Regions from separate parts of the Homo sapiens genome. Here region 2 is linked to region 1. Evidence: chromatin contacts called from ENCODE Hi-C or POLR2A ChIA-PET data. All regions are on one chromosome and are shown on one strand. Each heading gives the region's core, a stretch centred on a gene start or an enhancer-like site at or near the end of the contact. The rest is flanking DNA. Distances are from core to core; before and after follow the strand shown. Region 1 overlaps ITGBL1 (integrin subunit beta like 1). Region 2 overlaps ITGBL1 (integrin subunit beta like 1).

Evidence for each region. A loop is a pair of places that touch in the nucleus more often than their neighbours do. ChIA-PET counts read pairs that join two places held with the same protein, here RNA polymerase II (POLR2A). Pooled maps may share reads with other maps.
Region 2: a loop to region 1 is called in a map of PC-3, with 5 times the contacts of the local background. The contact joins two enhancer-like sites. A Hi-C loop is called at or near these places in 4 of 168 maps with a recorded cell type or tissue (PC-3, PC-9, breast epithelium and 1 more) and 1 of 50 pooled maps. POLR2A ChIA-PET finds 5 or more read pairs at or near these places in 1 of 52 experiments (PC-3).

What each region holds. Positions count from the first base shown.
Region 1 is chr13:101,568,938-101,572,978 of GRCh38, reverse strand. The region is part of intron 3 of ITGBL1 (integrin subunit beta like 1); the gene reads right to left. Among named protein-coding and RNA genes, the nearest start is that of ITGBL1, 120 kb to the right of the region's middle. Within about 2 kb of position 2,383, at least 2 of the 41 ENCODE cell types and tissues checked have a DNase peak (open chromatin) inside an H3K27ac peak, as active enhancers do; they include PC-3 and PC-9, where a contact is called at or near this core.
Region 2 is chr13:101,621,641-101,625,681 of GRCh38, reverse strand. The region is part of intron 7 of ITGBL1 (integrin subunit beta like 1); the gene reads right to left. Among named protein-coding and RNA genes, the nearest start is that of ITGBL1, 170 kb to the right of the region's middle. Within about 2 kb of position 1,997, at least 9 of the 41 ENCODE cell types and tissues checked have a DNase peak (open chromatin) inside an H3K27ac peak, as active enhancers do; they include PC-3 and PC-9, where a contact is called at or near this core.

The DNA of each region.
Region 1 (4,041 bases), core at 1,134-3,633:
AAGCCTTTGTGTCATATGTTTTCTTGTTTTATAACTACAAATATAAACCTATACAAATATTATACATGTAACCATATATAATATGGGCCTCTCATATATAATATGAGAGCAGGAAGTCACTTGGTTAGGACTGTGTATGAGGAAGTTTTTTCAGGAAAGATGGGAAGGAACAGCCTCTGCCTCCAAATTCTATGACTCCTCACTGAAGTCCCCCATAGGCAGCTCCCTCTCATCCACACATCGGAAACATTCCCGGCTGATGTGGGAAGTTTACAACAGCTCAGAGACTTCCTGTCTCACCCATAAAGCAGAATTCACAACGGAGCCTCCAAGACATGGCATATGGACGCCCAGGCAAAAGCTCCAGACTCCTGTGCTCATGCTATGACACACACAGCTTCTCTCTCGTGGTTGCCAGTTAACTCAGCCTCTAGGACTGGTCTTCTGCCTTACACTTGATGATTTTTAGCTCTCATTTTTCATAGTGCCCAATAGAACTGACTCTCTCTAGGATGACTGACCAGACATGTACACCAGCCCACACTCCTGTACAGTGGTGCCGGGGCCTCACCCTGCTCTGCACACTGGACCTCCCTTCTACTTTTCCCACAAAGTTAGCCTCTGGAACACTTTGATCCCCAGCTCTGCCTCATTCTGCCCTTCAGTCTCATTCCCCAATCCATTTAACTCCTCTTCCCCTTCTGCTCCAAACTACTTCAGAAAACCACACTGTGATATGAAAGGGAAGGATTAATAGAGAGACTTCATAGGCTAATGCAATTTGGGGGAAATGGTCCTGAACTCGGAGGGTGGAAGTGGGTATTAAAAGAAAGACAGGTGAGAATGAGACTGCCAAAGTAAACATGAAAGGCTTAGATATTTCTACAAGAGTAAATGAGACAGAAAAGATTAAATGTAACACTGAATATAAATGTATCTTTTGGCCAATTGCATTTCTGGTAATTTGCCTTGAATACACACCTCCAAAAATATAAAAATATATGTGCACTAGATCATTCTGTGCACTATTATTTACAATCCAAAATACTGACTACTGTCTAAATGCTCAAGCATAAGAGCTTGATTGAATAAATTACATTGCATACATAGAATCCAGTCCTGTGCTTTTGAAAAAATAAAGAGAAGGATTTCTATGAACTGATTTGGAGTGAATTCCAGGAGATTATGTTGAGTCGTAAAAGCAGAGTGCAAAAGAACACATGGAATGAAAGCACAACCATTTGCACAGGAAAAAAATGAGAAATAATAACACACAAATATGTCTATTTATCTTTACACAAAAAGAAATACATGCACAGAGAAGGAAGAGAGCAATAAAGTTGGTTATCTATAAGGTGAGGGTAAGCAGGGTGCAAGGTTTGAGGAAGAGAGGGATGATTCTCTGAGTATACTTTTCTGCATAGTTATGACTTTTAGAAGCATGTTAGTGTACTATACATTATAAAATATATTAATACAGATGGGAAGGAATTATAAAACCTAAAATTGAAAGTGATCTGAAATAAATAAGCTAAATTGTATTTCAAATGAGTACCATAACCACACTAAAAGAGAAGAAAATAAAATAAGTCTGAGTGACTTATGAACACGTCATTCGACTACATACCCCAATCTTGGGCATGATTGAGGTACAGTGAGTGGGGGGAAGTGGAGAGGGGTGGACTGCAAATCCTAATCTCTTTTGGTACATTTGCTTGGTTTAGTGGTGTGTCTGCAGCACTTCTAGAAGTAACTAGAGATGTAGTATAGGATTGAGCAAATAAGTAAATATGTTGGTGGTATTGGGAGCCAGGGTTCTCCCTGTGAAAATGGGACATGCAAATATGGAATGGAGAAAACAAGAAGTAATCCTGTGAGGTTGGACTGGAATTAGATGCACTGGTGTAAATTCATGATTTCTAAAATATGCATGTATGTGTATGTGTACATGCATATCTGTGTGCAAGTATGTGTATATGTATTTGTGTGTATATGCACAGGCATATATTTACTAGTGTCAAGATAAATTAAAATGGAGACAAGGCCTAAAGAACCCCTGAGCAGACTAAGCCAGTTAGGCCTCATAAATGATCCTAACCTTGCCTGACAGGCAAAAATAAGTGAAACTTAGCTTAAGTTATTTCTTATAAATGTCTACATTAAAGAAGAACAGAACTTAAGTTTAACCAATCAGAAGCAACCAACAAACTTATAATTATATAACTAGGGACTTTCCAACAGGATAGACTAAATAAGGCAACCATATAACATTAGCCAACCAACTATTTTTCTTTGCTTTCTTTTTCTGTTCACCCTATAAAAGCCTCCCACTTGCATTCCCTCAATGAAGCACCTGAATCACTTCTGATTTGGAGCTGCCTGATTCATGAATCATTGTTTGCTCAGATAAAATAAAAATTGTATTATGCTTCAATCTACTTTTTTGACACAAGCCTATTTGCAGAAAGGGCCAAGAAGCAAATACCCTCCAGTGGAAATAAGTATCCCTGTGCCCACAATTTTTATTCAAATACCATTTTCACTAAAAGGAATCAGGGCTGTTTGGATAAGTGGATGATTCCAAAGGTGCAGTGAAGCAGGTCCAATATGACCCTGGAATATGTTATTATGCCAACAAGTAAAGAATTGCAAAAACAAAACAAAAAACAAAAACAAAAGGCAGGCATGTCACAAAAACACAAAAGCTAGCCTGATGGGCTTTAATACCTAATCTGGAAAACTCTGTGCACCAGAATAATTATGTACAAAATGAATAACAAATCAATGAAATAATAAGAATTGTGCTTCTAGACTGATAATAAGTCACTAAGTAAATGAAATAACAAATAACTGATAAATGAGAGAGGAGGATTCCTGTTTGTGGTGGAATACTGAGTGCCAACTAGTCAATTCAGAGAGAATGTTACAGTTCATAAATCATCATTTTCCAGTCATCATTGTCAATACTGTGTCAGGTGATTGTCATCAGCGGATGTTAAATCTGGGGTAATTTTAGTGAGGAATGTGATACATGTATGGCTTTAAAGTATTTCCTCATAGAATGCACATTTGTGAAGAGGGTAAGTCAGAAATAACACAGTTAAGACACCAGCCAACACCTTGACCAGCTCATCAAAACTGACATCACCAATATGAGCAGATGGACATCATGTGCTTCCAGATGAAACATTTTGAGAACACAAAACCATTTCTCTAGTGTTTTACCTAAGAATATGTATTATGAATCTAATCATGGCGGGGGAGACATCAGACAAATCCAAGATAAGTACACTTTTCTTTTAATAAAATGGGGACAACTTTCTTCACAAGTTTCAATGCTCTAAAGCCAAAGTCTGTGGAAATGACCCAGATTAAAGAAGACTAAAGAGAGATATAAACATAACATTTTCAATAGTCTGAATCCTGTAAGGAGAGGAAAACGCTATACAGGACATTACTGGGTCCCTTGACTAAAGCAGGTTATGAACAAAGGTATTGCATCCATGCTTAAAAAATGAGAGAGTACAGATGTCCTAGAAATGCGTTTACATTGTATCAAATATGTTTTATCATCTACTGAAACACTTCTGTATGTTTTCTCCTTTAAGATATGTTAATGTGGTGAATTACATGTTTAGATTCCTTAATATTAAACATCTTTAGAATCCTAGACTACCACATTTGATTATAATGTTCTCTAAAAAAAAACCCTAAATTTGATTTGCAAACAATAAATAAATAAATCCCAAAATAGATTTCAAACCCAAAACAGAATTCAAGTCTTGTTACTGAAACAAGTTTGAAAAGAATAATTTTTTCAAGATGAAAGACGCTATGGGGCATGCGCGCGCGTGCGCGTGTGTGTGTGTGTATGGAGGGGTGGGTGTTATGAATTGGAAGTAGAGAAGTGTGTGTGTGTGTGTGTGTGTGTGTGTGTGTGTGTGTGTGTGTGTTTGGAGGGGTGGGTGTTATGAATTGGACGTAGAGAAATCCTACTAAGAAGAAAGAAAGACTGAAGTGCTAGAGAAATATGATGAGAAC
Region 2 (4,041 bases), core at 748-3,247, 53 kb before region 1:
ACTCAGGAGGCTAAAGCAGGAGAATCGCTTGAACCCAGGAGACAGAGGTTGCGGTGAGCCTAGATCGTGCAATTGTACTCCAGCCTGGGCAACAAGAGTGAAACTTCATCTCAAAAAAAAAAATTAGCCATTACTATTATTAGAAATAAAATACTGAGTGGGACCTGATGAGCCCTTGCAGTGCAGTGTAGTTACACAACTATCGAGCTACCACTGCAACCCTTAACCTACAGAAGAAGCAATATCATCCCTTGAATTCAAATTAAGTCTGTATATGATTTGTTCCTGGCCGGCTGAGTTTTCATTGGCAAAGCAAAGACATACGAAGGCTTAACTGGCAGGAATATAATGAATTTAGAATTTGAGCAGCTATATGGAGAATCCACCCATTTATAACTAAGAAGTTCCTCAACGGCTAAAGTCTGTGCCAAGAGTGTTTACTAAGTCAATCTGTACACAGCAGGGCTGCTGTCACTGGGCTTATTTCTGTCACTTTGTGACACCAGTGCTCCATCAGGCATGATGATTAAATCTACAACCTTTCATCTGGTAAAACAGGAAAGGTAATTTCAAGAGTTGCAATTGCATCACTGAATGTCTCTTGCTTTAAAAAATAAATATGCTGTCTTTGCCTCTGCATTTATCTACCGGCAGGGAACCATTATATACTGACAATGTTCTGTTTCAGAAGCATTATCTCTGAATAATTACCTGTTCCTTGTCTCCATGGAAAGCTGTACCGCAAAACCTCTTTTAATTTGGTATATGGCAGAATTCACAGATTGTATTTTATTACTATAAAAAAATACCTTTCTCCACCCCCTACGAAAATGAAGGTAAATGTTAGCCACGTCATGAATGATGCTGCAGTTTGGAACATTGCAGCCCCCTGATGGGGAGGTTCTCCTTCACCTTCCGGAAGCACTCATCAACAAAGGGAATCTGTGGGTGGCTCCAGCTGGTTGCAGGGACCAGAATTTGAAGGGAGAGGAAATCCCTGATGCTGGGCCTTCCTGCCTGATTCTCCAAATGGTGACAGGGATAAAATGCAGAGGGGTAGTGAGCGCTGTGTCAGGACTCGGCAAAGAGAAAGCACAGATGTTCACTGAGCTCTTCTCCCTTTCATTTTATTCTACCTCTGTTTTTCTTTTGGTCTCAATTCATGAGCAACCCCAGGTCAATCTGTATCCTGAGTCCTCACCTCCCTTCCATGGACAATTACTTCATTTCCTTTGGAATTACAGACTATTTTAAAATGCTTTCAGGTGAACACTTCAAGGCTCAGAGCAGGGAAAATAAAAGGAAGTGTAGTTATTGGGGCATAAAACATAAATGTTTATCTGGAGAGGAGTGGTTTGGAGGGAGCTGTGATTCAGGAAGTAACGGTGTTTGCTTTCGCTAAAGCAATAGTTTTCACATTTGCACAAGAACAGAAAGAAACCGGCAGAAACATTTCATTCCAAATGAAAGTATTAACAGATCCATGCTAAATAAAACATATGTAAGTGAATTTGCCCAGAGAAAGCAGTAGGTAGGGTAGGTAAAGCTCAACAAGCCCAGATTTCTTCTCACTCTCCAAAGCAACCTAGTAAACATCTAAGCATATCTCCAGGAATCCTGGTGGCTTTAGGTCATCCTGTACAAATCACTAAGCCACATGAATATAAGAGATTGTATACATTGTAAACTGGGTGGGGGGAGATGTTTAGCCAGTCTAATGGAATGCTTACAAAATTTGTTCTTTTAGCTGTTTTAAGCAATAGGGTTTTTAAAAATGGGATTTAAAACAGGGCCAGAAGGCCAAAAACAGGCCCAGAAGGCCAGAAGGTATACCCAAAAAAACTTTCATTCCTTTAAAATATTCTACAGTCAGACTACTTACCACACTGCCCTGATGATCTCACCTAATGTGAAGGAGAAAGGTCATTTGTTAATTGTCCACTTTTAAATCATGAGTCTCCCTTTAAATTTGTGCTCTGCGAAGGTTAAGTGTGATTACAACAGATTTCTTTACATCTTTGAACTACAGTGACTCACGGTGAACCCACTGCCTGTCCTCAGATGAAAGTCAACAGGAGATTTGAGTTATATAATTTTATAGAATCATCTTACCAGGAATCTGTATGGGAGCCATACATGAAGGAACAACTGTATTTATCAGCCTTTTATAAAAATAATGACATAATGCTTCTCCATGTGTAATGAGAAGTGTATGTATCTCATAACAAAATGACAATTGTATGTTAGATAATTGGGTAGGAATAAGAAACTAATTTCAGTACACAAAGATATGAAACTTGATTTTATTTCACAAACATTTTTATGACTTTTAGAGAAAAGTGTAGATAGTTTTATTACTGTGGGCCTTAAGAGGTAATCTCTGAACATTTTTTACAAGTTGTTGATTATATAGTTAACATTAGCTTACTCTGTCATGGGATCAAGCTAAATTATAAACCTCGGATTGCATTATCATATTAATATTTAATATTTTAAAATTTGTAGTAAATTATTTTTAAAGGGAAAGATCAAAACACACAATTTAAATAGAGAATAATATTTATCCTAGTTAACATTAACAAGCGTCAGTGATTTTCAAAAATCACGTTATTAACGAATTCAAATTGTTTATCTGCAAAATATAATCTAATCTCAATTAGAGAAAACAAGCATAAATAATGAAAAGTTCTCATATTATCTGCAATTGTCTTTGATATTAAGTCACAACTACAGGAAAACACACACACACACACACACACACACACATACATACCCCACACACACATCCCAGCCTCATTTCAGATTCAATTTTCTTTTCCCTTCCAGATCAGTGCTGGGGAACCTAGAACTAACTGAATACTAGGCTAGAGGCCTCGTATTAAATTAAATAAAGATTTTCTATTCATGGATCTCTAACTACATAAGAATCCATGTTTAGAACCAGTTCTGTAATTACTGGTACATGATCATTTATTTAAAAGAAAAAAACACTGGATCCATCTGTGCGCTCATGTAGTCATTTGTTTCACAGTCAATCATTATTCTTTATTCAGTCAAATGTTTGCTAGATTCTAGGTTTTAGAAATACAAAGAAAATCAACACTACTCATGGAGTCAGAGAGACCAACACCAACAAATAATTATAGTAAACGGCAAATACAAAACTAAAAGTGCGCACCGGTTTAGCTGGAATATGGAGGAAAATGTGATCACAGCTACATGTGAGGTTGCATTTTTTTCAGGCTTACAAGGTGTCAGTGGTTATTCTAGACAGAGAGAAGGGCAAAAGCAAGAACCTAGACTGAATTGGTATTGATGGAAATAGGAATGATTAAATTTATATAGACAGAGACGCTGGTGTTATTACTAGCTGTGTAGGGATAATCATGATACTACCATCATCATGAGGTTGATGAGATTATTAAATGACATAAGTCAAACATTTAGAACAGTGCCTAGAACTCTATAAGTACTCACTTAATGTTAACTACTATTATTCATTAAATCTTCCATCTAATATTAGAAGCCTTGTTTAAGAACAAAAGTTTAATCACATAGATGGATTTCTGGATACGGAGAAAGGTGAAGTCAATCAACACTCTGTGCAGGCAAAGGAAACACAATAAATAGAAATAGAAACCCCTGCCTGCTTATTTATATTCCACTATCTTAAATGTATTAAAACATTTCCTCCCATTTCTTTCTTTCTATTATTTTTCTTTGCTCCCAACCAGCCTCAGCTCTTGACCTGAGGGTGCACATCTTCACTCAAATCTATGCTGCCTCTGGCTTATTTCCTTGTCTGATCCAGGCTTTGGGGATAATCAGCCATACTTTTCCATTTCCTTATTTCAATTATCCCCTCAAACTTTAATTTGTCATTGCCAACAGTCTCATTCCCTTTTGACTAAGATAAAGGTCTGCCTTTTCCCAAGAGAAGACTTTTTGAGACTAAAAATTTTGAAAAAGCTTTCTTTTTGTATTATCTTCATTTCAATGCATTAAGACTGAAAAATCTCCTGTCTCCAAAGTCTTCAGAAG